2 separate regions of the Homo sapiens genome follow, and region 1 is linked to region 2. Evidence: read pairs that join two places in POLR2A ChIA-PET (ENCODE). Cell type or tissue: A673. All regions are shown on one strand. Each heading gives the region's core, and the rest is flanking DNA. Links, peaks and the distances in the headings are about the cores only.

What was found. ChIA-PET counts read pairs that join two places held together with the same protein. Peaks named below come from ENCODE experiments on the same cell type or tissue, not always from the same donor. Only the 100,000 strongest peaks of a DNase experiment are listed, where the experiment ranks them.
Region 1: POLR2A ChIA-PET joins it to region 2 with 13 read pairs; 8 of 35 experiments call an interaction of 5 or more read pairs at or near these places.

What each region holds. Positions count from the first base shown.
Region 1 is chr17:29,789,488-29,804,568 of GRCh38, reverse strand. It overlaps SSH2 (slingshot protein phosphatase 2), which reads left to right. Exons shown (of 16, transcript NM_001282129.2): 3 at 10,632-10,675. Among named protein-coding and RNA genes, the nearest start is that of SSH2, 130 kb to the left of the region's middle. In A673, for the core only: no CTCF peak of the experiment used is centred there; no DNase peak of the experiment used is centred there.
Region 2 is chr17:29,600,229-29,615,309 of GRCh38, reverse strand. ANKRD13B (ankyrin repeat domain 13B) reads right to left here. Exons shown (of 15, transcript NM_152345.5): 2 at 7,433-7,568; 3 at 7,200-7,324; 4 at 7,070-7,115; 5 at 6,316-6,459; 6 at 6,035-6,224; 7 at 5,889-5,955; 8 at 4,544-4,625; 9 at 3,667-3,731; 10 at 3,304-3,434; 11 at 3,037-3,194; 12 at 2,756-2,908; 13 at 2,495-2,658; 14 at 2,347-2,423; 15 at 549-1,956. The coding sequence ends at 1,728. It overlaps CORO6 (coronin 6), which reads left to right. Exons shown (of 11, transcript NM_032854.4): 11 at 1-548. Among named protein-coding and RNA genes, the nearest start is that of ANKRD13B, 15 kb to the right of the region's middle. RefSeq lists enhancers at 1-170, 1,036-1,899 and silencers at 176-245, 1,574-1,683, 1,844-2,073. In A673, for the core only: no CTCF peak of the experiment used is centred there; no DNase peak of the experiment used is centred there; H3K27ac peaks cover 427 bases.

The sequences.
Region 1 (15,081 bases), core at 3,452-11,451, 190 kb before region 2:
ACATTAAATAACTTTTTAAAAAGTGGAATAAGGATTGAAGACAAAAGACATCCAGTAACAGTTTCACATCCAGAGCTCAGATTTTTCTATAGGGCATTGACTGGACTGTGATGTCTCTTAAATTAGCTGTTGTCCAAGGACTTTTTTTTCTTTAGAATCAAAGCTATTTCAGCAAAATTCTAATCAAGCTCGCTTTCTTGTTGCTGACCATCCTGACTGTGATTCACACCTATTTGTATTTTAAAGGAGTTTAAAAGAAACACTAGAGAAATAGTAGGTGTCTCACAGAGGTTTTCTATTGCTTGAAAATTATAGGGAAGAAAGTTTGTTTATTTAAGGTTTCTTAAACCCTGTCATAATATTAATAGGAGCATGATGTGACTTTGATTTTAATTGTAAGTATTCCAGGATCCTCTGACTTTGTTTTTACTTTAATGCATGTCATATCTCTATAAAATATGATTAAATTGAATCTCTGATTCCTGATTCCAGCCAATACTATATATCTTGATCTAAATTAGACTTTAAAACAAGGTCAGATTATATGGGAACTACTGATTTGATCATGTCTGAGCCTCTTCCAAACCAGCTTTCTCAGATTATGAGTGCCTAGGTATTCACTCTGGTCCTGGACCATACTGTGTGTCTTTACTGCCATGCTTGCAGGTCCTTTCTTGTCCTTAGCCTCCCAATAAAGAGAACACTTCTTTATAGACATTAACCTGTAAAAATATCCATATGGCCTTCAGTCCTCCTTGCACTGACCTAAGAGTTAGCTGCTTTGCCCTCCTAAATAGCTCTATGGCCCTAGGCTTTAGGAGCTCTACTTCATTCACTGTCATTAACTACCTGTTTTTCTGTCCTGTTAATTTTGTCTACTTATTCAATTAATCACCAGGGTCGAAAGATGGCTGCAAATTCTTGTTACTTCTGCTATTGTGCGAAGGGAATCTAATTCCTCTCACAGATTCCTTGAATCTGTGTTGGACTTTTTTGGTACACCAATAAAGTGTGGCAGAAATGACACTATGCCAGCTCTGAGCCTAGCCTTTAGGATGACTAGTCCTTTTGGAGCCCTGAGCCATTATTCAAGAAGACCAACCCTGAGGATACCATGCTTTGAGGAAGCCCAAGATAAATTAGAAATCATGTTTAGGCACTCCAGTTTACATTTCCAGTTGAGCCCAGCTTTCCACCCATCTAGGCTATGACATTAGACATGTGAATGAAGCTGCTTAGATCCTCCATACCAGCTCATATGCTAACTAAATATCACCTGAATAGCACTGAATGACCCTTAGCAATACCATGTAGAACTGAAGAATCACCCAGCCAAGTGCTGCTTGAATTTCTGACCCATAAAATCATAAAATATAATAAAGCAGTAATTTGTTATAAAGCAATAGATAACCCAAACAGCTGTTTTTTCTGTTTCTAGCAGTGGATCTAAGCCTTCTCTTTCAAGTGGCCAAGTGGCAGACCTGATGCCTTTATTCCTCCTCAAGCCTGTGTGTTTTATATCTGCTTTTTTCAAAAGCCAGAAGCATGGCATTATCTCTTCCAGTTTCGAAGCACATATGTCTCTTAGAAAGACTACTAGATTCCTTTTTCCTGTCTGATAGATACCTCCTACTATTCATTTATTTCCAAGGGCTGAGGTAACTGATGGATAATCTGATATCCAGTGAATTGACAATTCATAACCATCTTTTCTGATCATAGAACTGTTATCTTGGAATTTCCATCATTGCAGACTCATAACAGTAATATTACTTGATAGCCTTAACCCCCAATACCTGTACCTTTGCTTGAAAAATCCACAGCTGCTCACTCTTCCCCAAATTTATCAGACTCTCATTCTTCTACAGTTTTCAGCTCTTTTGCCTGTTCTTCTCCCTGAAATACTCTTACTTACTTTTTTTTTCTTTTCTTTTTTTTTTTTTTTTTTTTGTAGAAACAGTGTTTCGCTATGTGTCCTAGACTGGTCTCAAACTCCTGCCTCAAGGGATTCTCCTACCTTGGACTTCCAAAGTGCTGAGATTACAGGCATGAGCCACCATGCCTGGCCAATACTCTTATTTTCCATCTGACAAAAACCCACTAGTTCAAGCCCGGCCAAAAAATTAACTTTTGTGAAGGATTTCCCAACACCATAGTTAGTCACTTCTTCCTCTGTTGCTTCTATAACATTTTGTATGTCCTTTTGCTGTAGGCCTAAATGACATATCGTTATAATTTCTGTTTTATGGAACTGTCTCCCCCACTACAATACTAACTGTTTAAGAATAAGGACAGTTGTGCTTACTTTCATTCCCTGGTGCCTAGTATCTAAAACATAATAGGTAGTCAATGAATGTTGAATGAATGAATGAATGAGAATGAATGAATATATAATTGAGAGCAGATGGGCTGGGTGCAGTGGCTCACACCTGTAATCCCAGCACTTTGGGAGGTTGAAGTGGGAGGATTGCTTAAAGCTAGAAGTTCAAGACCAGCTTGGGCACATAGCGAGACCTCATCTTTCAAAAAAAATAATATGTTTTAAAAATTGAGATCAAGTAAATGATTCTGTCTGCTTAACCAAAAGGATAGTCTTTGGGTAAGGTATTAAGGTATTACTGCCAGATCTTAGCCACAGGCTACTCCTGAGCAACAAAAACCATTCTTTTAACCTGGTAAGGCTAAAATGTAACTGGCATAGAGTCCTTACTAGCAGAAAATGTATAGCTAGTTAGCTTCAAGCATTCACATGGCATTAGTTAGCTGCTCCAGTCACTCATTCGACCCTTTATTGAGTTCCATCTGCACATAGGGCATTGTGCTAAACACAGAGTGAGATGCAAAGGGCAATGAGGCATAGTTCCTGCCCTTAAGGAGATTACAATCTGATGATGGGAGATAAAACAAGTACCCAGTTGTAACCCAGAAACAGAACTGGTAGTGTCGCAAAAATGATGCACAGCAACCGTTAGGTTTGGAGGGAGACAGAGAGCATCAGTCAGGTGATAAAAGAAATGTCACAAACTACTAGTGTTTGAAACTAGCTTTGAAGACTGGAAAAGAATATAGGAGAGGGGAGAGGGGCTTTCTAGGTTGATACAACAGCATGAACAAAGGAAGTCAATAGGTACGTTTGGAGAATGATAAATGAGATGACTTGGATTGGAGCAAATAGAAAGTGTAAAGAATCTTGAATGATAAGATTTGGGAAAATATTGCTTAACACTCTGCTAGCCCAGTGTTCAAGGCTGACAGCATCTCCCTCCACCAAGCCTACTTCTCAGCAAATATTACTTCAGTGCTTCTATATTTTCCAGACATATTTTATTTAGTGACCTGTTTTTATGATCAGGTAGTAAACAGATTAATAAGAATGCATTAATCTTTCAATTAATACTTAATGGAGCCAGGCATGGTGGCTTATGCCTGTAATCCCAGCACTTTGGGAGGCTGAGATAGGTGGATCACTTGAGGTCAGGAGTTTGAGACCAGCCTGGCCAACATGGCAAAACCCCATCTCTACTAAAAATACAAAAATTACAGGGGGTGGTGGCAGACACCTGTAATCCCAGCTACTCGGGAGGCTGAGGTATGAGAATCGCTTGAACCCAGGAGGCAGAGGGTGCAGTGAGCCGAGATCGCACCACTGCACTCCAGCCTGGGTAACAGAGTGAGACTCTGTCTCAAAAAAAAAGAAAAAAAAAAAGAAAAAAAGACTTAATGGTTCCTGAACACCCTAAAATTAAATGTAATACCTTACTGTTTCTAGGTCAATTTTTTCTTAAGAACATAAGAAGTAATTATACTCTTTAAAAGCTATTTAACAATAGGGCTCTTGGAAATTTGATCATAAAAAAGCCAACAAATATTTAGTCATTTAATTATTAAATTAATTAAATGTTTAATTAATTAAACATTTAGTAATTTATTTAATTATTTAATTATTTAATTTAGATATTCTCGTTATGTATCAGAAATTATTCTGTTCACTAAGAAACTAAGAGCTGTCTCTACACTTTTCTCCTGGTAATTTCCAATGTTTTGAAGAGATTGACTGGCATTTTTCAGTAACAATGTGTGAAGTTACTTGACAAGAAAGGCTGTTATATCTGGTTTCTGCACTTGTTAGAATAGAATGGTAAGCATTCCACCTTCAGCTACCATTTGAATGCTATTGTTCAAGATAACTGCATTACCCGATAGTTACTCTTATTAAATAAGAAATGTTGTGTCTTTGCTTTTTTGGCGGTGAATTCTGCTGAAATTAACATAATTGAACATTTTTTTCATTCCTTTTAAATCCATTTTACCCTAAGACCTACAATGCTTTGATATGCTTAGTTTTTTTTTCCCTCAAGTTTTTTTTTCGAAGTAAACAGAAGGGAAAGCAAATTATTCATTTGGCTGGCTATTGAAACATAAAGAAAGAAAAAATTATTTGGGGATCTTGTGTTAAAAACACTGTTCTGATTTGCTTTTTGGGGGAGCCAAAGGAATTTTCTACGCTTTTGGCACTACTTTGAAGTGTAGAAGTCATAGAGGAAAGATGCAAAGGATATTACTTTATTAAAAGCCATGAAAAAAGATATTCCTTCTTCTTCAGCTCCCTCTGAATTGCCATCTTGGGTTATAAGTATCAAAGTAAGATTTTTAGTTTAGATGCAGCTGATTATAGCAGAAAGATAGACCCACGTTCAAATCCTGACTCCACCATTTATGACCTTGAATAAGTCCCATAGGGTGTGGTACCCATTCAGTGAAACAACATATAAAGTACCTAGCCCATCGTAGTACTCAATAAATGTAGTTCACCCCTGTAGACATAACTGGTTTTGGCTGCTTGTGCCCTATAAGAAAGCATCAGGGGTGTTTTTGCTTTTTACTTATCCACATATTCTCATCACAATTCTCATAGGTAGAAAAATCCACCAAAAAACTGAAAATAATTTGAATTATCCTTCTTTTGGTGTGCTTATTTTAGAAATAAGGGCAAGGCTATGAAACTAGTAGTAGCCCATAAACCTATGAAAGGATGCCCAACCTCATTAGTTAATCTCAAGACAAAGCAAATTAAGACCATAATGAGATAAAACATTAGACTGGCAAAAATAGAAAACATCTGATGATCCTGTGTTGGCTAGAATTTAGATCAACTAAAACTCTTACTCTTTCTGGTGAGAGTATAAATCAGTACAACCACTTTGGAAAATAATTTGGTACTATCTTGTAAAGTTGAACCTTTATTTACTCTATGACCCTGCAGTTTCACTCATAGGTATATATACTGTTGATATATTTTGCATGTACACCAAAAGACACGTACAAGAATGCTGATAGCAGCATTGTGTATGTCACCAAAAAAATAGAAACAATCTAGTCTATGTAAATAGAATGGATAAACTATGATATATTCGAATTTTACCCCATCAAAAATGAGTGAACTATAGCTATATGTAATAAGTAGATGAATCTTTTCAGGATAATATTTAGTTTTTAAAAAGCATATTGGGAAAACTACACACAGTATAACACAGTTTTTAAGCCCTCAAACAATCAAAAATGAGTAATACATTGTTTAAGAATGTAGGCATATGTAATTTTTTAAAAAACAAGGGAATAAATAATGCAAAGAGGTAGACCCAATAGGCAAGTTAAAACAAAATTCTAAAAAATATTCAAATAATACCAAAGAAGGCAGAAAAGGTAGAACAGAGGAATACAAATACAGGCGACAAACGGAAAATAAATAGTAACATGGTGGACACAAATCTAACAATATCAAAAATTATATTAAATGTTAACGTACTAAACACCACAGTTAATGGCAAAGATTGTCATAATGGATAAAGTAAGGTTCAAATGCTGTCTGTGGGCAAAAAGCAACAACCAGTTTGTACCTCAATTTCTTCATTCCTAAAATGGGATAATTATAATGCTGTCTCACATTTGTAGAACAGTGTTAGTGTAGAATAAACACTCAATGAGGTTATGTAATATGCATAACGATAATAATCATAATGGTTATGATGTTCTTTCTGTAAAAATTCAAATATGCCAAAAATATGGCCTATTGATATCTTTAAAGAGACATTCTTTAAAATATAAAAGATTGAGCTGGGCACGGTGGCTCACACCTGTAATCCCAGCACTTTGGGAGGCTGAGGTGGGCAGATCACGAGGTCAGGAGTTCGAGACCACCCTGGCCAATATGGTGAAATCCCACCTTTACTAAAACTACAAAAATTAGCCGGGCACGGTGGTACACGCCTGTAATCTCAGCTGCTTGGGAGGCTGAGGCAGGAGAATCGCTTGAACCCAGTGAGCCGAGATCCCACCACTGCACTCCAGCCTGGGCAACAGAACAAGACTTTCTCAAAAAAGAAAGAAAGAAAAAATGATAGAATATGTTCATGACTAGAGGGTAGGCAAAGGTTTTTAAGAACCTGAAAACAATAACCATAGGGGAAAAGAATTGCCAATTAGAGTTAAGTTATAACTCTCACGCATTGTTGATGAGGGTATAAAGCGGTGTAAATGCTTTGGGAGAAGACCTGGCAATTTTATATGAAACTATACATGCCTCTGTCTTGTGACCCAAAAGAAATAAAAACTTATGTCAATCCCCCCCAAAAAAAAACTTCACAAAAGAATATTCATATAATAGCTTTATTTATTTATTTAATTTTAGAGTCTCACTCTGTCTCTCAGGTTGGAATGCAGTGGCGTGATCATAGCTCACTGCAACTTCAAACTTCTGGACTCAACCGATCCTCCCACCTCAGCCTCCAGAGTAGGACTACAGGTGCCATGTCTGGCTAACTATTTTATTTTTTTGGTAGAGACTGTGTCTTGCTATTTTGCCCAGGCTGGTCTCAAACTCCTGACTTCAAGTGATCCTCCTGCGTCAGCCTCCCAAAGTGCTGGGATGACAGACATGAACCACCATGTCTGGCTAATAACTTTGTTCGTGATAGGCAAAAACTCAAATATCCCAAATGTATCCATCAATAAGAGAATAAATAAATGAACTCGTATATTCATGTGATGGAATCCTCAGCGATAAAAAGGAATGAACTGCTATTTTATGCAACAACGTGGGATGAATCTCGAAAACATTATGCTGAATATTTTTCAAAAATCTTCCCATAAAGTAGTACATAGTATATAATCCCATTTAATGAACAATGGAATCATATCCTGTGTACTAATTTTTTATGGCAAAAATCTGTGGTGGAAAACCAGAACAGGGTTGCCTCAGGAGTGGGTGGTGCCACATTTTGACTGGGAATGGCTGTGAGAAAAATTTCTGAGGTGATGGAAATGTTCCATTTCTTGATAGCAGTTTGAATTACGTAGACACATACATTTGTCAAAACTCATTAAATGGCGCACTTAAGATTTGTATATTTCATTGTATATAAATTTTACCTTAAAAAAAAAAAACTGGCCAGGTGTGGTGGCTCATGCCTGTAATCCCAGCACTCTGGGAGGTCAAGGCAGGAAGATCACTTGAGACCAGAAGTTTGAGACCAACCTGAACAACATAGTGAGACCCCGTATCTACAAAAACTTAAAAATAAAGAACAAAATTAGCCAGGCCTGGCAGTGTGCATCTGTAGTCCTAGCTACTCAGGAGGGAGAGGCAGGAGAATTGCTTGAACCCAGGAGTTTGAGGCTGCAGTGAGCTGTGATAATGCTACTGCACATACTACAGCCTAAGTGACAGAGCAAGATCTTATCTCTAAACAAAAAAAAAAAAAGAAAGGAAAAAACTATAAAGAAATACTGAATTCTAATTAATTATTATGCATTTAAAGGCAGATGTACTGATATCAGTAACTTAAATCGAAATGCATCCAAAAAATAAGATGGATAGATGGACAGATAGATGAATAAACATATGATTTTTAAAAAGTATAGAAAATATTGGCTAGGCATGGTGGCTCACGCCTATAATCCTAGACCATGGGAGGCCGAGGTGGGCGGATCACCTGAGGTCAGGAGTTCGAGACCAGCCTGGCCAACATGGAGAAAGCCCGTCTCTACTAAAAATACAAAAATTAGCCAGGCCATGGTGGCACATGCCTGTAATCCTAGCTACTCAGGAAGCTGAGGCAGGAGAACCACTTGAACCCACGAGGTGGAGGTTGTAGTGAGCTGAGATTGCGCCACTGCACTCCAGCCTGGGCAACAGAGCGAGACTCCGTCTCAAAAAAAAGTATAGAAAATATTAATGATACAATCTAGATGGTAGATATACAAGTTCGCTATAAGATCTTTCAATTTTATGTTTGAAATTTTTTAAATAATAAAATGAGGTGGAAACAAAAAAAGTATAAACTGGGATAGTAGTCACATAATAGAAAGAGGAATGGGAAATAAGAGGCAAACAGAAGCAACAGTGTTGGTACTATTATAGCTCTTAGGTGGAATGGTGTTCATAGGTATTAATTTTGTTATTGTACCTCATAACTTATATGTTAAACATATTCTTATATAATATTTAATGCAATTAAAAAATAATGTGGCCGGGCACGGTGGCTCACGCCTATAATCCCAGCACTCTGGGAGGCCGATGGGGGTGGATCACCTGAGTTCAGGAGTTTGAGACCAGCCTGGCCAGTATGGCCAAACCCCATCTCTACTAAAAAATACAAAAATTAGCCAGGCATGGTGGCGGGCACCTGTAGTCCCAGCTACTTGGGAGGCTGAGACTGGAGAATTGCTTTATCCTGGGAGGTGGAGGTTGCAGTGAGTCGAGATCGCATCACTGCACTCCAGCCTGGGTGACAAGAGTGAGACAACGTCTAAAAAAAAGATAAGGAAAAAAATGTGAGAAGACTGCATTATAATTTGAGATCTATTAATAATAACAGTACTGAAGCACTCTTTGTTAAATGATATTCCAGGAAATCATTTCTATTTATTACAGTTCTTTGGGCACAAAAATCTAACATTTACATTTGTTTATCTGAGTCTTTTATTTTCATTCTTGCAAACTTTCCAGGTTCTGATTATTGATTCTAGAGACAGCTCTTTCCCATTTTAAACCTTTTTTCAGTCTCTAAAGGGCATACCTTTCTAACCTAAAACCTCTCTCTTATATGCAAAGAGTGTAATACACTATGACACTTTCTACCTGTACTCCTTCTGGAAGCAGAATCTTTGTTTTGTTCTTCCTTTGTGGAAAATAAAAAAAGAGAGACAGAGAGAAAGACATGTTTGAAATGAATAATGAAATGTTGTAGGATATTTTTGTAGTAGTTATTGTTTTTTCTCTAATTCTTTTTCAGTCTTATCAGATTAGCTTATCCTTGTTTTTCAACGTGCTTCCTTGGTCTCTCAAGAAACCAGATTGCAGCTGGGCATGGTATTTTGTGCCTGTAATTCCAGCTACATGGGAATGAAAGTTACAGAGCTAGGCTTGGTTGCCCAGGAAAGGAGGCAGAATGATGTAAAGGTAGATGAGGATGGCTTCATAAATGAAAATGCAGGTGACTTGTTGGGCAGACAGTACACATATTCTCTGAGATTATTTTTCTCCTTCTACCTAATAGTTCTGTGTTTGCCAGATAGGGCAAAAGTGATGAGAGAACAAATACAAATTGTCAGGGAGCAAATTTAAAGAAAAAGCCTCTTCATCTTTCCTCACTTTTCCTTCATGTCAATATTCTTGCCTCTGTGAAGATCAGTATAATATCATAACATATACTAATTTTTAACCCAGGGCAAGGAGAGGTAAATGATAAGCTTTTTCAGCTAGCTGGGAGTCAATATTTCTTCGTTTTAATTCTTTACCACATGAGTCTCCTTGGACAGCTTATTTCCCTTTTGCTTCTTCATCTGTAAAATATTCATTGAGTCTAAATTGACATAAGTTATAAGACTTTCTATTATTTTATGTGCCACACTAAGAAGAAATAAATATTGTAATTGAACTATGATTCAGTGCTTTTTGTTGTCATCATTGTTTGGCATCCCTGGGTGGGTCATTAACCATCAGTGCTTTTATATGACATTGATTTATCCTATGTTACTGTGTGTATTTGAATAAATTAAAAATAATTGGTACCATCAACCTTCTGGGTTTATAAAGAATAAGTACAGTAATGTACTTAAATTGAGGAACACAGTGCCTAGCACATTGTAAGTACTCAACAAGTGGTAGCCATTATGTTGATGTTGATGGTGATTTGATCATGAGCACTCTCTTTTAAGTGGTGTTCATTGTTTAGGTTGTTCTTTGGGGGTCAGAATCATTAATAGGTTATATTGATGAGATTTATTGGTGGTAGTCAGAATGCCCACTCGTTTTGAAGCTGAAGTAGCATAACAGTAAAATAACATGTTTAGTTGGTTTTTGGAGGTAATTGTTTTAATGAATAGCACTTCATTGTCAATGAAATTTGTTCATGGACTACTGTTGAAGTTACCTCCAGGAGTAAGTTCTATTGACATCAACTTCCTGGGTTGGTTGAAGTCACTTTTTTTGAAGAGAATTTAGTTCAAGTATACAACATGAGTAATTTAGTTCAAGTACACAACATGTGAAACTTAGTAAAATTATATTAGTGATATTATGATATGAAACCTCAGGTTTTAATTTTTTTTTTCATTTTCTGTCTATACAGGAGGCAGACAGTGGGGAGGAAGAATGCCGGTCACAGCCCAGGAGGTATGTTTGTTCATTATATCCTACGGCATTTTTGTTGTAGGATATTTTTGTAGTAGTTATTGTTTTTTCTCTAATTCTTTTTCAGTCTTATCAGATTAGCTTATCCTTGTTTTTCAACGTGCTTCCTTGGTCTCTCAAGAAACCAGATTGCACCTGGGCATGGTATTTTGTGCCTGTAATTCCAGCTACTTGGGATTGCTTAAGGCCAGGAGTTTGAGACAACGTATCAGGACCTTCCTCCGTTTTTTAAAAAAAAAAAGAGTAAGAGCGAATGCTTTAGGAATCCAGTTACTGACTCAGAAAGATTTTTCAATGGTACATTGGTTTAAAAAGAGGCAGAAAGGTCAATTTTGGCTCAGTTTTCACCCAAGCATCCAAGGAATTATCTTGGGGGTAATAAAAAAGCAAAATTTCCTTACCTTTCAGGAAAATATCAACTGAAGAACATTTCAGCCTTCAGTTTTGTACTTAATTTGTCATTCATATTTGATAAATTTTGGCAATTCTTGCAGATTGGTAAATATTTCACTTTGTTTCTATACAAAGGGTATACTGAGTAAGTATACTGAGTAACCTACCTAATCTTTTAAAATGCAATGAAATATTTTTACCCTCTTCTCATGGAATAGTGGGCATGTTGTTAGAAGGGTGCCAGTACCCAGTAACATTAAAAGAAAACAATTGTGAGAGAAATCTAGGAAGTATAAAATAACATTTATTTTATCTCCTTTAAGGGTTTTTAAAAGTAACTCCCTCCCACAAGAAACAGGCCTGGTAAGTTCTAGATGGTCATTTCAATGTTACCAAACTTGTATCCTCTGAACTCAAATGAGCCATTCTAGATGATACAGAGAAAGGATCAATAAGCATGCTCATTGTGAAGAAGCTGGCTAAAGGGAATGCTGCTTTAATAATTATCAGGCCGGGCGCGGTGGCTCACGCCTGTAATCCCAGCACTTTGGGAAGCCGAGGCAGGCGGATCACGAGGTCAGGAGATCAAGACCATCCTGGCTAACACGGTGAAACCCTGTCTCCACTAAATACAAAAAATAAGCTGGGCATGGTGGCGGGTGCCTGTAGTCCCAGCTACTCAGGAGGCTGAGGCAGGAGAATGGCGTGAACACGGGAGGCGGAGCTTGCAGTGAGCCGAGATCGCGCCACTGCACTCCAGCTTGGGCTACAGAGCGAGACTCCGTCTCAAAAACAAGAACAAACAAAAAATAATAAAAATTATTATTATTATTATCAGGTGTTTGTTGATATATACCTCCTTCTTGTAAACTACAACTTAATATAAAAATAGTTCCTTTTCATCAGTAACTGAGATTATCGGTAGTTTTTTTCCTGATTTGTTAACACATAAATTGTGGGCTTAAGGCTTAATTTCTCGTGTCTCTTAGCAAAGAGAAGTGTCCTTCTTTTGCATAGGGCTAAGGAGGTAGAAACCAAAAATAAATTTTAGCTGAATGTGTACCAGAGGCATCGTAATCATATTCCCATTAGAATGAAAAAATAATTCTTATATTTTCTAGAAGGTCAGATTTAAAGCTCTCTGAGTCAATTTCAAGCTTTATATATTGACTCAATATCCACTGGAATAATGTTGTTCCAAAAAATTACCTAATGATGAGGCAATGGAAGTCATTCTCTTATTCACAGTACTGAATTGTCAAGCCATTAAGAACTATAAAGGCCAGGCGCGGTGGCTCACACCTGTAATCCCAGCACTTTGGTAGGCCAAGAGTCTGAGAACAGCCTGGCCAACCTGGTAAAACCCCATCTTTAATAAAAATACAAAAAAAAATTAGCCAGGCATGGTGGTGCATGCCTGTAATCCCAGCTACTCAGGAGGCTGAGGCAGAAAAATCACTTGAACCCAGGAGGTGGAGGTTGCAGTGAGCAGAGACCACACAACTGCACTCCAGTCTGGGCAACAAAGTGAGACTCTGTCTTACTAAAAAAAAAAAAAAAAAAAAGAGGAAGAAGAAGAATCATAAAGACCTGTTTTTAAGTTTTTGGCAATACTTTGTCACTTTGACCAGCAGAGGGTTTTTGCAGGCTTCTTCTATTCACAAGAGGATTACTTATAAAAATAAGAAATGAAAAAAACCTAGTAGCAACTATTAAAAAATCAAAATTTGCTAATCTGTTATAATGTCTTACATTTAGTGTGTTTGCCAAGCTATTTCTAAATCTAAAGGCTTTAGTCCGACTCGAAGCAAAGAAACTTATCTTACCTGCCAGTTGAATGCCCCTTGTAGCTATACGGTATGTAAGAGATTGATTTTTGTATGTTTGACTGCTACAGATTGTTCAGAGTTCTCCATCACTCACCACAGAATAAACCAGCATTGAATCATTTCATTAAGCATGCCTGAACTCATCTTGTCAGTTTGTGGGTTCAAATGTAGCTTGTAGTAGGAAATTAAATAGTAAACAGCATATCATTAAAACTAAAGGCCAGTTCCAGGTAACAAAGAAGACATTGCATTAATAATCTGTTATTTTTGCCAGGGGCAGTGGCTCATGCCTGTAATCCCAGCATTTTGGGAGGCTGAGGCAGACGGATCACATGAGGTCAGGAGTTCAAGAGCAACCTGGCCAACATGGTGAAACCCCATCTCTGCTAAAAATACAAAAAATTAGCCGGGTGTGGTGGTGCATGCCTGTAGTCCAGCTACTCAGGTGTCTGAGGCAGGAGAATTGGTTGAATCCTGGAGGTGGAGGTTGCAGTGAGCCGAGATCAAGCCACTGCACGCCAGCCTGGGCAGCAGAGCAAGACTCCGTCTCAAAAATTAATAATAATAATAATAATAAATCTTAACCAAATGCCATTTATTGACAAAGTCATAAAAATAATCTTTCAGACCAGGTGCAGTGGCTCACACCTGTAATCCCAGCACTTTGGGAGGCCATGTGGGTGGATCACCTGAGGTCAGGAGTTTGAGACCAGCCTGGCCAACATGGCGAAATCCTGTCTCTACTAAAAATACAAAAATTAGCTGGGTGTGGTGGCATGAGCCTGTAATCCCAGCTACTCAGGAGGCTGAGGCAGGAGAATCACTGGAACTCGGGAGGCAGAGGTTGCAGTGAGCTGAGATTGCGCCACTGCAATCCAGCCTGGGCAATAGAGCAAGACTCTGTCTCAAAAAAAAAAAAAAAAATCTTTCAGTACAATTAGACCAAACTATGATGGCTTTGTTCACAGATAACAACCATAACTACAAAAATAGATAAATTAGACTACATCAAAATTTCAAACTTCTGTGCATCAAAAGACACTATCAACAGAGTGAAAAGGCAACCCATGGAACAGAAGAAAATATTTGCAAATCATAAGGGGTTAAATCCAGAATGTGGATATAAAGAACTACAGCTCAATAAAAACAAAACCCTAGTCAGTCCACTATAACAAAATACCTAGACTGGGTGGCTGAAACAACAGACATTTATTTCTCACAGTCCTGGAGGCTGGGAAATCTAAGATCAAGGTGCCAGAATGTTCATGTGAGGGTGTTCTTCCGGGCTTGCAGACAGCCACCTTCTCTCAGTGTTCTTACTTGGTGGGGAGAAAGAAAGAGAGAGCACGTTCTGGTCTCTTCCTATTCTTTTAAGGACACGTCATGGGGGGCTCACCATCATGACCTCATCTAACCCTAACTACCTCCCAAAGGCCTCGCCTCACTTTCGAGGGTAGGGCTTCAACATATGAATTAGCAGGGGGCACAAGCATTAAGTCCATAATATTTTGCCCGGGAACCCACAAAATTCATGTTCTCATACACAAAATATATTCATTCCATCTCAACATCTTTAAAAGACAAAACATTCCAGCATCAGTTCTGAAGCCTAAAGTCCAAAGTTTTATATCATCTAAATCAGATACAAGTAAGACCAGGAATGATTCATTCTGAGCCAACATTCCTCTCCAGCTGTGAACCTGTGAAACCAGGTAAATTAAGCACTTCCAAAATACCATGGTGAGGTAAGCATAGGATAGATTTCCTATCTCAAAAGGTAGAAATCAGAAGGAAAGTAGGACTGATAGGTCCCAAATAAGTTTAAAACTTAGCAAGGCAAATCCCCTTAGGTCTTAAGACTTGAAAATAATCCTTCTTGGTTTGATGCTCTGCTCTCCAGATGCACTTGAGTGGCAGCGTCACCCTCATTGCTTCATGTGGTGGCCCTGCCCCTTCAGCTCAGTGGAGTGCCATCCACAGGGCTCTCTGCAAGAGCCCTGCCCACACAACTCTGCTTGCCAGTGGTCCTAGCCTTTGAAACTGAAGTGAAGACAGCCTGCTCCCTGATCGCCACCCATGGTGGGTGTGATGAGAGTAGAAGCCCTGATGATCATCACTGAATTGCCTTTGGGGGGATCCTTCTTCCCCTTTCTTGAAGGATAATGC
Region 2 (15,081 bases), core at 4,147-12,146:
CTTCTCCTAATCAGCTCACTGGATTCCATCACCCTGAGCGGTAAACCAGATGGGCGTCACCCCAGTTCTGCAGACACATACACAACCCGTTTGCTGCAGAGCCGGACCCAGTGGCTACACCCACAGCGGTCTGTGGTAGAGAACTCTCTTCCTTCTTTCCACCGACAGGGGCGAGGGCTGCTTCCTCGCGGCAGCCCCCGCGAAGAAATCTCGAGAGAACTGGCATGAGGAGTTAGGTTCATCACAAATACACACACACTGCCCCCAACCCTCTGCCGTTGCCTCTCTCAGAAAAACAAGACGTACTGAATGAAATATTTTACTAAGCGTTCAGTCTGTGCCTCCTGCATGGGTGGGAGTGAGGGGAACGAGACCCCCAGCCTCTGCAAATGCTACCCCCAGGCTCCTGGGAGACCTGGCGATGCACTCCTGGGCTCAGGGTCCATCAGGCAGCCTCTTACCCTAGAGCTCTCTCCACTCTGAGGTTCAGAAGGACCCCAACCCACACCGTAGGCGTTCCCCCCAAGTAAAGTTAGGTAGCAAAAGCCTCCGGTATGAAGCCTCTTTTATTTGTGCCTCAGAATCAGTCTGGTGCCCCTGGCATCAGGGAAGGGGGTGGGAGGAACAGTTTCTCTTTGTTCTTTTCTTCCATCCCTCTTTGTGTCCCTTCTGAGCCTCACTGGCTGAGCCGGGAAGGCCAGTCCCAGACAGGCCCGGGACAAGGGTGTGCGGTGGGCCCCTGCCCCTGGCGGGGTCTGTGCTTCTCTGGGTGGGTGAGGTGGGGCAGGGGAGAGCCGGGGGTTAGCACCATTGGATGAAGGGTTTTAGAGTCAGTCTCCGTGTGGGGGCAAGTGGGATGTACAACCACAGAGGCTAGCAGCAGCTGGTGGGAAGGGGTGGGGGTGGCGCCAGGGCCCTGGGCGAGCCCTTTGTGTCCAGTCTACTTGGGTCTAGTGCTTACCCCAGCCCAATATGCTCCCCACTCTCCGAGGCACCATGAGGGAGTCAGGGCTTGCACAGGCCAGGGGGCTACGTTGGACACACTCCCTGATCACAAAAAAAAAAAAAAAAAAATGTGCCTTGGGGGATGGGACTCCAACTTCTGGCTGCCCAAGGAGAAGCTGGAACCACCCTGAGACCCAGGACGGGTGTGGGGGCTGGGGGAGCCGGGTACCCCGCTAAGTGCACTTGACGCTGAAATGCCGGGGTGGGGGAGGGGCTGGGCCCTAGACGTGCTGGTTTGTGTCTGGAACAAAGCAGTGACACAGCACGCGGGGAGCTCAGCTGCCCCCCAGGAGTGAAGAGCAGAGATGCAAAGGCTTCAGGGGCAGTGTCCTGGAGTGGGGTTAGTGAACAGAAATGCGGACCGGCCAGAAGGAGCAAGGGATAGGGACAGCGCTCCTCTAAGGATTCATCTCCCCCTCAGGACCGCCTGGCTCCGCCCTAGGACAGGACAGATCTGAGCCCAGGGGAGCGGGTTGGGGAATCAGAATACAGCAAAGCAGGGGGACCAGGCCGTGCCAGTTGCCTCCAGGGCCCTGGCCTGGGAAGGTACCCCGCGGCCATGCCGAATCCCTCCCCGAACCGTGCCTGCTGTGCTGCTGCACCCGCGAGGCGGTGGCTCCAGTCTCCAGCCGCCGCTCTGCAGGCGCGCAGGCCGGGGTTTGTCTGGCTCCTGGCCCTGGGCGTGGCGCGCGTGGCGCTGGCGAGGGTCCCGGCAGGGGGCGCTACTGCTCGGTCAGTGAGAGCCTCAGGATGCGCTCCAGCTCCTCCTCCTCCTGGCGCGCGCGCCGCCGCCTCTCCTCCTGCTCCTGCGCCGACAGTTCCATCGCCAGCCGCAGCTGCTCGTCGTAGCTCCGGAACACGTGGCCGCCGGAACCTGGCCCTGAGCTGGGCCGAGGGCTGGGCACTGACGCCGGGGGCGCAGGCTGGCGCTGCGGCGTGGGCGGGGCGCTCCTGGGGGTGGGGAAGGAATGTCGCGGGCTCCCGGGCGCACCCACCCACCGGCCGGGGCCGGGACACGGCGTGGAGGCTCCAGGGCGGCCCGCGGCCACCACCCTCTAGTGGAGGCGGTCAGTCCCGCGGCGTCCTGGCCCCCACCTGGTCGTGGCGGAGCCCAGACCCTACCAAGTTCTCCCCGTCAATGCCTGGGGAGAGTCTGAACTCCGCGGTGAAGCCTGGATCCCTGACCCCTGCCTGCCGCCTCGGAGGCAGGAGTGGTGGCAGAAGCCATCCCGATACCAGGAGGGTCCCTGCCGAGGGCCCCGCGGGTTCTCCGGCTGTGTCCTGGCTTAGGGGAGACAGGATCCTCTCCGGAGGATTCTCTCCGGCCCAGCGGGCACTGACCTGTCCTGTCGGCGACCCTCGTAGGACATGGGGTGGGTGCCTGGCTTGCTGTTGGTTAGCGCCTCCCAGATGGTGACCTGCGGGGAGGCGTGGGCGTTAGCCGTGGCGGCGCGGAGTCCCGTGGCCCCGCGCGCCCGCGGAGACGCACCTGGTCATACTCACTGCCCGCCTCAAGCAGGCTCTGCTGGATGGCGAATTGCAGCAGGTCGTCGTCGTCGTCCCGGGTCGCCGCCTCCCGCTGGCCGCCCATCATGCTGTAGCCGCGCGGGGCCTCGAACAACGCTGGGGAGATCTCGCAGCCGCGGCAGGAGGCTGGGGGCGCGGGGGCTGGGTCAGGCACGGCCGGGCGCGCCCCTCCCACCCACCCCGGGGAGAGCCGAGGGGCAGGCGTTCTCGCGGGGGGCCTCACTCGTGGAGCTGGAGCTGCTGACGCTGGAGGAGTCGCTGCCTGGGGAAGGCGTCTCGCTGCTGGGGCTGCCTCGCACCGATGGCACCGGTTCGTCGCAGCCGTTGAGGTTCCCGAAGGTGATGCGGGCGTTGAGGATGTGGAAGATCGGGATTTCTGAGGATGAGGAAACCTTTAGGCGCCACCACTCAGCCCCTCACACCTCAGCCTCAGCCCCACCCCGACCTCATCTAAACCCCGGTCGGCCCGCCACGGGCTCAGGAGAAATGGCCGTGCGGTCTCACCAATCTTAACTGGGAAGCCAGGAGGCAGACGCAGGGTGATGAAGTCCCGGAGCTTGGCAAAAAGCGCATTGCTGACGGCCATGAGGTCAATGATGGGGGCCACCTGCTCACACAGGGACAGGGGATGCTCCTCACACAGCCACAGCTTGGCCTTGAACCTGCCCCCACCAGATCCCAAGGGGTAAGGGACACTGCAGGAAGCCATGGCCTCCCAGCATCTCCTGGAGCCCCGGCCCCCCACCTTCCCAGCACCGGCAGGGGCCTCACTTCTGTGTCTTGGTGGTCAGTTCCATGGGGCGGCCCATATCACGGTTGCCCAGCTCAAAGTTGGGGTTGAAGTATTCTTCTGCAGTGATGGCAGTGGGGTTGGCTTGGCTCAGAGTCTGAGTGATCAGGGTCTGTACCACATGGGGAGGGGCCCAGGAGCTCCCCTCAGTTCCTAATGCCAGGCCAACTCATTTGTTGTCACAAGGCCCCCAAGCTGTCCCCTCTGCCAGTGTGGCGCTGACATGGCCTTGGGCATTGTGGAAAGGAGGTCCACATAGGCCATGCTAAGCAGGACGCTTCCCAAGCCTCCTCCTGAGCCACATCCACATCCCTCCACTTACGGGTACCCCTGCACACACTCACCCCATTTTGGGGGCCCCCGTGCTGCTCAGCGATTCCCAGGAAGGACTGCAAAGGTGTCTTACAGCCTACAAGAAATGTGGCATCTCAGAGGACACCGCAACTCCACACACACCTGGGCACCTCATCAGAGGTGACAGCACCCAAGACCTAGGGAGGAGGCCGGTTCCTGGGGTGGGGCCTGCTCACCCAACCACATACTCAGGCACCTTCACCTGAAGGGGACTGAGTGCTTCAAGGACCAGGGGCCAGGGCCTCTGTGAGCACAGCTTAAAACACTAAAAGGAAGGCCTAGAGGTCAGAAGCAACTTCCAAAAGTGCTCCTCTCCAGCTCGGTGACCCTGGACAGTAAAACGCCTGCCCCGGCAGGCACTGTGGGGTGTGCATGTGCGTGTGTGTGTTTGCTTCAGGCACTTCCATAGGCATGATTTCATGTTGTTCCCCTGTGAGGTAGAAATTATGCTTTTTCACCTCGGACACGGTATCTGGTACCCAGAGAATCAGGTGTGGCATCAATGGGCATACAGAATCTGTGGCAAGGTCCCCTGACTTTCTACCTAGGATATGTCCCACTAGACTAGAATGGCCAATAAATGGCATACATGGCATTTCTCTCCTCTCCCAAATTCAACAGCAACATTAGTAATCACTTGCAGCATGGCTCTCCACTGAACCCAGATGAGTCCTTAGAAACTTCTTAGTACTCTAGGCAGCCACTACCCATCCTTAGGGCTTGGCACCTGAATTGAAATCTATCGGCCTGAATAAAGCATCCAGCCTCTTGCTAGGATGCCAGTGGGAATACTGATGGAAGCACTGAAGTGGGAGCTGGTTCCCGCAGTCCTGCAACACCTCTCCCCATCCAGCTCTGCCTCATTACCTTTGACCTTGCCCTTGTGCTGTTCTGAAAGATGTTCTGTCCGTGTGCGGGTGATGAGCTCCACGTTAGATGCCCCATACACCTGGGGACAGATGAAGAAAGGGCTCATAAGCAGTTCTGGTCTTACCCTGTGTCTTACCCCTAAGGGCACTGGGAACACTCCCTGTAGCAAAGGGTCCTGGAGAGACTCTGCTTCAGGCTTTTGGGTAAGTGAATATATGAGGTCATTCATTCATTCATTCATTCACTTATTCATTCAACAAACATTTTTTGAGGAGCCTTTATGTGCCAGGCATTGAGGTAGGCATCAGGGATACAGTAAACAAGCCAAACATGATCCCTGCCCTCCTGAGACTTACAATCTCTATAAGGAGACAATAAAATGGAGTTATAACAGCATGGTCCATGCACTGGTGGGGGTAGCACAGAGGCCTTCCCAGACTACAGAAGCAGGGGAGGCTTTCAGAGGAGATGCCACACACAAAACCCATGGCATTTGTTAGTTCCTGCTTTCATGTCGTGGGCAACATAGGGGTCCCAGAGTAACAGGCAGAGCCTTTTTTTTTTTTTTTTTTTAGATGGAGTCTCGCTCTGTTGCCCAGGCTGGAGTGCTGTGGCGGGATCGCTGCACACTGCAAGCTCCGCCTCCCAGGTTCAAGCAATTCTCCTGCCTCAGCCTCCCGAGTAGCTGGGATTACAGGCGCCTGCTACCACACCCGGCTAATTTTTTGTATTGTTAGTAGAGACGGGGTTTCACCATGTTAGCCAGGCTGGTCTCGAACTGACCTCAGGTGATCCGCTCACCTCGGCCTCCCAAAGCGCTGGGATTACAGGCATGAGCCACCATGCCCAGCCAGGCAGTCATTTTTAGGGATAAAGGCCTGGCTCTAGGGTCAGGCCAGCCAGGATCTGAACCCCAACTCTGCCACTTAACAGCTGTGTGACCTTGTACAGGTCACAGAACCACTCTAAGCCTCTATTTCCTCATCATAAAATGGACCGATCATCCCTACTTCCTGGGGTTGTTGTGAAGAGTAAATGGGATGCCAAGGAAAGGACTCAATAAACATGCGTAAAATGGGAATACTAACAGAACAGCACCTACCAGAAAGGGTTGCTGTGAGGAATAAATGTGTGTGTGTGTGTGCGTGTGCACGTGCCCTGTGTATACATCCATACATCCATATAAAACACCAGAGAAGTGCCTTGAACCCAAATATAAGTGCTTGACCACGCTGCATTGCTTCTGTACCTCCAGGGCTGGGGAAGGGAGGTCAGAATCCCCTGTACAGCTTGCTGTAGGCAAGAGTGCAGCTGGGCTGGCAGCTGGGAGCTGCAGCCTCACCTTAGCTTCATACCCATTCACCATCTCCGTCTTTTCACTGCGCCAGCCCAGGATGCCAGTCTTGTTCCTGGGGAAGCAGAGTGGTCCAGGTGAGGCAGGCACCCCACCGGGCTGGCTCAAGGGTGACCAAGGCCATGTCCACCCACCTCTCAAAGGAGATATTCTTGGTGTCAAGCTGAGTGGTGACGACGGGCGCGGTAAGCCGGCTCAGCACCTGTTCCTCAGTGGGCTGAGCAGCAGCCAGCAGCAGCTCCCGGTCCTGCCCAGCCAGTGCCAGAGTCTCTGTGTACACCACCCGGCGGTCGTGGTCAATCTCCATGACCACGGCGCTTGTGTCTGCCAGACACGGAACAGCACAGGGGGATCAGGGGTGGCCTGGGGCTGCCTCCCATCGTCCCCACCCTGCCCCACTTCCTGCCTGCCTGACCTTGGCCCCTGAAGACAAAGCTGCGGTTCCCTCGCTGCCAGGTCATGTGGTCAAAGCCCAGGAGTGTGGTGTCTACCCTCAGGTTCTGGCCGCTCTTCCACACTTTGTAGGTGTCACTAGGGCAGATCTTGGACACCAGGGGCACTGGTGGAAGCGGAGGTTGGAGGTGGCTTTGACTGGTCTGGCCTACACGGCCTGGACCAGCTCAGGGCATGGGGTTTGGGATCCGTGTGGCCAGGAACAGGGGAGGGAACTGAAGAGAGAGCAGCCTCTCCTCCAAAACCCCCTCCCTGGCCAGTGTAGACCATACTCACACAGAAGAGCAACCTGAGGTCGGGACGGGCATGTTTCTGTCACCACTAAGTCCCTAGTGTCCATCATTTGTTAATTCACTCACTCACTCTTTCATCCATTCTTTCAACAAATATTTATGAAACACCTACTGAGTGTTCCAGCCACTGGGAATACAACAGTGAAAAAGACAGGACTCCTGCCCTCTCAGAGCTTACCTTCTAACAAGGAGCGGCAGGTCATGAATACAGTAAGCAAATCATGACAGAGTGAAGAGAATAATAATGGAGTCAAGACAGTATCTGGGGCAATCTGGAAAGGCCTAGCTGAGGCGGTGGCCCTGAGCTGAGCTAAGGCATAGAGGGAACCGCCGGAAGAACTATGAGAACACATTCCAGGCAGGGGAGCAAGCGCAGGACCTAAAGTGGGAGAGCCCAGAAGCGACCTGCTGCAGCCCGCTTACCCCAGCTAGTGAACTCCCATTTCATCTCCACGTAGAAGTCCTGGGCCTGGAGGACGAAGGGGAGAGAGGCTAAGTCTGCACTGGAGAAGGGCTCAAGGGCTCCCGTGGAGGCTGAGAGGCTGGGCCTCACCTTGCGCAGCTTCTCCAGGAGCACGGGGATGCCCGCCAGCCGCTTCACCACCCGCTGGTAGTCCCGGTACCGAAGCACCAGCTGCACCAGCTCCAGGTCCCGGGTACTCACAGCCTCCTGGAGCACTGGGGGAGGGCGAGGCAAGGTCACAGGGCAGGACCCTTCAGCCAACCATAGGTCTATGATGCTGGGGAGGCCCCGGCTGTGGGGCTGGGGTGAGCAGGGCTGCCCACCTGTCCAGCCGCTGCGATTCTCCCTGCCCACGTCTGCGCCGTGCGCCAGGAGCACACGGGCACACTCAAGGTGCCCCAGCGTGGTGGCCAGGTGCAGGGGAGTCCGGCCGCGGGGATCCAGCTGCTCGATGTCCACCTGGAGGAGGAGGAGGAGTGGAAGATAAAGCCCCAGTCACGTCGGAGGCAGCCCTCCGGAGCCAGACAGCCCTGGAGCAGGCAGCAACCCCCACCCCCTGCTGGGGCTGCTCTGCCTCACCAACCTCACAAGGCAACGGAAAGACAGACACTATGGGCAACGGAAAGACAGACACTATGAGCAACGGAAAGACAGACACGTGGATGGAAAGGGGCTTAGAAGACAGGACAGAAAGTAACTCTGGAAGAGGGAGGGCTTCCTCCCTTCCTGTCCACCAAGGGCCCCTGGCTGGGTCCTCTCCTCCAGGGCCCAGTGGCCTGCCTGCCAAGAATAAGCCTGGGACTGAAGTGGGGTGGCAAAGAGGCTGTTGGCCAAGGAGCTCACCTGGGACCAGACCTACCCTAAGGGTCCCAGGCCACCTTCAGGAAGAGCTACCAATTTAGATCACTGACATTATCACTGAGTGAGGTTTAACAAACGGTTACAGTAATACACAGACAGGAATGAAATAACAAGTTCATGGTATTAATACAATTTCACAACCATGTCCTGTGCTTGTGGGACACTATGCATTAAAATTTGTACAAATCCTATAATTTTGTGAATAACATGATTACATTGCATGAGATTTCTGTTGTGTGATAAAAGTGATAAAAGCTTTTTTTGGGGTTTTTTTTTGTGTTTTTTTTGGGGGGACGGAGTCTCACTCTGTTGGCTAGGCTGGAGTACAATGACGTGATATCAGCTCGCTGTAACCTCCGTCTCCCAGGTTCAAGCGATTCTCCTGCCTCAGCCTCCCAAGTAGCTGGGATTACAGACATTCGCCAACACGTCTGGCTAATTTTTTGTATTTTTAGTAGAGATGGGTTTTCACCATGTTGGCCAGGCTAGTCTTGAACTCCTGACCTCAGGTGATCCACCTGGCTCGGGCTCCCAAAGTGCTGGGATTACAGGTGTGAGCCGCAGTGCCCAGACAAAAGATTTTTTTTTTTTTTTTTTTTTTTTTTTTTTTTACTTGAGACAGGGTCTCACTATGTCACCCAGGCTGGTCTCAAACTCCTAGGCTTGAGCAATCCTCCTGTTTCAGCCTCCCAAGCAGCTGGGATTACAAGCCCCTGCACCTGGCTTAGAAAGCATGTTTGTTAAACGTAAGTTTTGTTTGTTTGTTTGTTTGTTTGTTTTTTGAGACAGAGTCTCACTGTGTCACCCAGGCTAGAGTGCAGTGGTGCCATCTTGGCTCATTGCAACTTCCGCCTCCCAGGTTCAAGCGATTCTTGTGCCTCAGCCTTCTGAGTAGCTGGGATTACAGGCGAGCACCACTATGCCAGGCTAATTTTTGTATTTTAGTAGAGACGGGGTTTTGATATGTTGCCCAGGCTGGTCTCTAACTCCTGACCTCAAGTGATTCGCCTGCCTTGGCCTCCCAAAGTGTTGGGATTACAGGCGTGAGCCACCACGCCCGGTCTTAAGCATAAGTATTTAAATATATTTCGAGAGTCTAGGACTTCTGGTTAAGAACAGTGAACTGACAGGCCAGGCGCGGTAGCTCACGCCTGTAATCCCAGCACTTTGGGAGGCCGAGGCGGGTAGATCACCTGAGGTTGGGAGTTCGAGACCAGCCTGACAACATGGAGAAACCCCATCTCTACTAAAAATACAAAATTAGCCAGGCGTGGTGGCCCATGCCTGTAATCCCAGCTAATCAGGAGGCTGAGGCAAGAGAACCGCTTGAACCCGGGAGGCGGAGGTTGCAGTGAGCCGAGATCATGCCACTGCACTCCAGCCTGGGCGACAAGAGCAAAACTCCGTCTCAAAAAAAAAAGGAACAGTGAACTGACCACATGCATGTAACTCCCTCCTCTTCTCTGAACTTGATTAAAACGCCAGTAAAAAGGCTTCTACTCCTACCATAATAAATGAAATTACTCTGCCACCATAAACAATGAGAAAATTATTGCTGCAAAATATATGAAGGCTGGGCACAGAGGCTCACCCCTGTAATCCCAGCAATTTGGGAGGCAAAGGTTGGCGGATTGCTTGAGCCCAGGAGTTAGAGATCAGCCTGGGCAATATGGCAAAACCCCATCTCTACAAAAAATACAAAAGAATTAGCCGGGTATGATGGCCTGTGCCTGTAGTCCCAGCTACTCAGAGGCTGAGGTGGGAGGATCGCTTAAGCCTGGGAGGTTGAGGCTGCAGTGAGGTATCATCACACCTCTGCACTCCAGGCTGGGCAACAGAGTGAGACGCTGTCTCAAATATATATATACATATGCGTGTGTGTGTATATATATATGTGTGTGTGTATGTGTGTGTGTGTGTGTGTTTGTGTGTGTATATATATATATTTCTCTATATAGAAAATATATGTAAAGAGAAATAGCTGTTTTTAGAAGTCCAGAACTGTGATCCCTGAAGTAAGGAAAATGAACAAGGTGAGCTCTGTAACATCCCTGGATTTCTGCCTGGAGGAACATTCCAGACTGTAATTCAAGGAGGGGAAGCCCGAGCAGAGCATGGTGCTCTTCCTGAGTTGAGAAGATGGAGACAGGATTCAGGGAAGCCAAGGTATTAAAGGTTGCAGCAGAGCACAGTTCTGGAAAAGAGTAAACTACTCAAAAAACTCCAGAAATCTGCATAGGGGTCTCTTCAAGTCTTCCTGAATACTAAACTTCACATGTGTATAGTGAAACTCAGTAAGACCACACAAAAAGGAGCAATAAAATGGTAAATTCTCAGAGCTCACCAAAAGCAAGGAGATAATCAAGCTCCAGCCTCCTAGAGTGGAGATGCATATTTAATCAGACCTCAGAAGGGTTATGCCTTAGCAGTAGAGCTAAACTATCCCTAGAGAAAAGGCTCACCTAGACCCACCCTAACAGATTAAAAATTAGCCTCAGGCCGGGTGCAGTGGCTCATGCCTGTAATCCCAGCACTTTGGGAGGCGGAGGCGGGCAGATCACCTGAGGTCAGGAGTTCAAGACCAGCCTGGCCAAAATGGCGAAACCACATCTCTACTAAAAATACAAAAAATTAGCCGGGCTTGGTGATGGGTGCCTGTAATCCCAGCTACTCAGGAGGCTGAGGCACAAGAATCACTTGAACCCAGGAGGCGGAGGTTGCAGTGAGCCAAGACTGCACCACTACACTCTGGCCTGGGTGACAGAGCAAGACTCCATCTCAAAAAAAAAAAAGAAAAGAAAAGAAAAAGAAAAAGAAAAATTAGCATCAAAGGCCAGGCACGGTGGCTCACACCTCTAATCCCAGCACTTTGGGAGGCTGAGGCAGGCAGATCACTTGAGCCTAGGAGTTCAAGACCAGCCTGGGCAACATACCAAAACCCCATGTCTACAAAAAATACAAAAAATTAGCCAGGTATGGTAGCATGTGCCTGTAGCCTCAGCTACTCAGTGACTGAGGCAGGAGGATCCCTTAAGCCCAGGAGGTTGAGGCTGCAATGAGCTGAGATTGCCCCACTGCACTCAAGCCTGGGTGACAGAGCAAGACTCTGTCTCAAAAAAAAAAGCCTCAAAAAGGTCAAACTGATTTGCAAGTAATTTACCTAGTCTGCCTGAACAAAGCCCAACACTCTTTAAAGAACAATAACAAATCCAGATGCTTAACATCATATTTACAATGTCCAAAATTCAGTTAAAAATTACTAGATATGCCAAAAAGTAGGAAAATAAAACTTATAGGCAGGGTGCGGTGGCTCACGTGAGCCTGTAATCCCAGCATTTTGGGAGGCTGAGGCGGGTGGATCACGAGGTCAGGAGATCGAGCTTGCAGTGAGCCGAGATGGCGCCCCTGCACTCCAGCCTGGGCAACAGAGAGAGAGACTCCATCTCAAAAAAAAAAAAAAAAGAAAGAAAATATAACCTATAATCAGGAGAAAAATAATTTCATAGAAACAAAACTCAGAAATGATAAAGATGATAGATGGCTCAATATACTCAAGAGTTTAAAGAAAAACATGAAAAAGATGTTCATGAGGAGAGGAATGAGAGGTATAAAAAAGAACCCAGTGGACCATCTAAAGATAGTAAGTACAGTAACTGAAATGAAAAATTCACTGAATGGAAATAACAGCAGATTAGACACTGCACAATTTAAAAATCAGTGAATTTGAAGACAGCAATAGAACTTTCCAAACTGAAGCACAGAGGAGAAAAACAGTACTGAAAAATAAAGTTGGCTGGGCTTCTATAGTCCCAGCACTTTTGGAGGCCAAGGCGGGAGGTTGGCTTGAGTTCAGGAGTTTAAGACCAGCCCAGGCAATACAGCAAGACTCTGTCTCTACAAACAAAACAAAACAAAACAAAACAACTTTTACATTAGCTGGGCATGGTGGCAAGCAGCTGTAGTCCCAGCTCCTCTGAAGCTGAGGCAGGAGGATCCCTTGAGCCCAGGAGTTCGAGGCTGCAGTGAGCTATGATCACGCCACTGCACTCCAGCCTGGGCAACAGAGCAAGACCCTGTCTCTATGGAGCCTCATAATCTGTAAGACATTATCAAGCATTGTAACATATATCTATTGGAATCCCAAAGGACAGAATAAAGAAGTAGGACAAATAAGACAAATTTAGAGAAATAGGCCGGGTGCGGTGGCTCACGCCTGTAATCCCAGTACTTTGGGAGGCCAAGGCGGGTGGATCACAACATCAGGAGTTTGAGACCAGCCTGGCCAATATGGTGAAACCCCATTTTTACTAAAAATACAAAAATTAGCCAGGCGTGGTGGTGGGCACCTGTAGTCCCAGCTACTTGGGGGCTGAGGCAGGAGAATCGCTTGAACCCGGGAAGGGGAGGTTGCAATGAGCCGAGATCGTGTCACTGCACTCCAGCTTGGGCGACAGAGGGAGACTCCATTTCAAAATAAGTAAATAAATAATAAAAGAAAGAAAGAACGTCCAAAATTTTTCCAAACTTGATAAAAACTACTATGGTGGGTTGAAGAATGGTGCCCCTCCTAAGACATGTCCACATCACATTCTGACCCTCACAGCCTATGAATGAGACCTTATTTCAAAAAAGGGTCTTTGCAGACATAATTAAGTTAAGGATCTCAAGATGAAATAATCCTGGATCACCCAGGGGGCCCTAAATCCAATGACAGGTGTCTTTCTAAGACACTCAGAGAGGTGGGAAGGCCATGTGAAGACGGAGGCAGAGACTAGAGTTCTGCAGCCACAAGCCAAGAGGGTTGTGGCCCAGTCACCAGAATCTGAAAGAGACAAGGCAGGACTCTTCCCTAGAGCCTTTGGAAGGACTGCCACCCTGCCAACATCTCAAATTTGTATTTATGTCTCCCGAACTGTGACAGAATAAATTTTTTTTTTTTTTTTTTGAGATGGAATCTCACTCTGTCGCCCAGGCTGGAGTGCAGTGGCGTGATCTCAGCTCACTGTAAGCTCCGCTTCCCCGGTTCACGCCATTCTCCTGCCTCAGCCTCCCAAGTAGCTGGGATTACAGGCACCCACCACCACGCCCGGCTAATTTTTTGTATTTTTAGTAGAGACGGGGTTTCACCGTGTTAGCCAGCATGGTCTCGATCTCCTGACCTCGTGATCCGCCCGCCTCGGCCTCCCAAAATGCTGGGATTACAGGCGTGAGCCACCACACCCGGCCAAATATTTGTTGTTTTAACCCACCTAGTTTGTAGTAATTTGTTGTGGAAACTAATACCAAGATAAAGCCAAGAACCAAGAAATTCAATGAACCCCAAGTAAGACAAACACGAAGTAAACTACACCAAGGTCCATCATAATCAAATGCTGAAAACTAGTGGTAAAAAGAAAATCCTAAAAGCATTCAAAGAAATGAGGTCCATTATGTATGGAAGAACAGATACAGGAAATACTATATTCTTCTCATCAGAAACTATGTAAGCCAGGAAACAATATAATGAAATCTTTAAAGTGCTGGGGGAAAAAAACAAAAACAAAAACTTTCAACCTAGAATTCTTTTTTTTTTTTTCTCTAATCCAGTATGACTGGTATTGACCTAGAATTCCATACCCGGTGAAAATATTCTTCAAAACTGAAGAAGAAATAAATATGTTGGCAGACAAACAAATTCTAAGGGAATTTATTGCCAGATGTGCAGGAAATGTTAAAGGGAGTTCTTCAGGTGGAAAGAAAATGATCCCAGATAGAAACTTGAATCTGTACAAAGGATTGAAGAGTGCCAAAAAATGTTAAATGTATAAGAATGTCAGGAGGCCAGGCACAGTGGCTCATGCCTGTAATCCCAGCACTTTGGGAGGCCGAGGCGGGCAGGTCACCAGAGGTCAGGAGTTTGAGACCAGCCTGGCCAACATGGTGAAACCCCATCTCTACTAAAAATACAAAAATTAGCTGGGCGTGGTGGGGGATTCCTGTAATCCCAGCTACTAGGGAGGCTGAGGCACAAGAATCGCTTGAACCTGGGAGGTGGAGGTTGCAGTGAACAGAGATCGCACCACTGCACTCCAGCCTGGGTGACAGAGAGAGACTCTGTCTCAAAAAAAAAAAAAAAGAATGTCAGGCTGGGCGCAGTGGCTCATGCCTGTAAGCTTTGGGAGGCCGAGGTGGGCAGATCACTTGAGCCCAGGAGTTTGAAACCAGCGTGGGCAATGTGGTGAAACTCTGTGCTACAAAAAAATACTAAAATTAGCCAGGCGTGGTGGTGCATGCCTATCGTCCCAGCTACTGGGAGGCTGAGGTGGGAGGATCCCTTGAGCCAGGGAGCCAGAGGTTGCAGTGAGCAGAGATCATCCCACTGCACTCCAGCCTAGGCAACAAAGCCAGACCCTGTCTCAAAAAAAAAAAAAAAAAAAAGTCAGTAAAATATTTAAAACCCACAAGAATAAAGAGAAGAGATGTCAGCAGATGAGAAACTTCAACACAACTTTAGAACATGGAAAGTGGCTGGGGCCTCACAACTGACTTAGGGGAGCAGAGGAAGCTGAAACTAAAGCAGCCACAGAGGGAAACGTCCACATAAGGAGCAAGCCAGGTGACCCCCAGCCCCCCTGAAAGGTGTAGGTAGGACCTGCAGGCAATGGGGATGGCAGAGGTGGAGGTGAAGCTAGAGCTGAGTGCAGGGAGGCTGGTTACAATTCAGGATCCCCTGGTCCCCTTCCCAGCCTCATTAAGCTGGGAGATGCCCCCCTTCCTCACCACAGGACACCAGGGGTTTATTCTTTGTAGAAATTGGGCATGAGATGCTCTGGACTCAGGAGCATTGGCCACAGCAGAGGATGAGGTATGGTGCTGAAAGCCAGTGATCCGTGAAACCCCAGCCCCTTCCCTACCTGGGTCCTGAACCACTGGCAGCCAGGTCACACCACCACCACCCTATCTACCCGAGTAGGAAGTTGTCCCAAAGACCTCAGAATACAGACATCTGGTGACCCTACAATGAACAGGCCAGCCTGCCACCTGATCACCTTACAGTAGCACCCACACATCCCTGAGCTCCCCAGCCCCATTCTTAAATATGACCCAACAGCCAGGAGAAACTGGACACTTG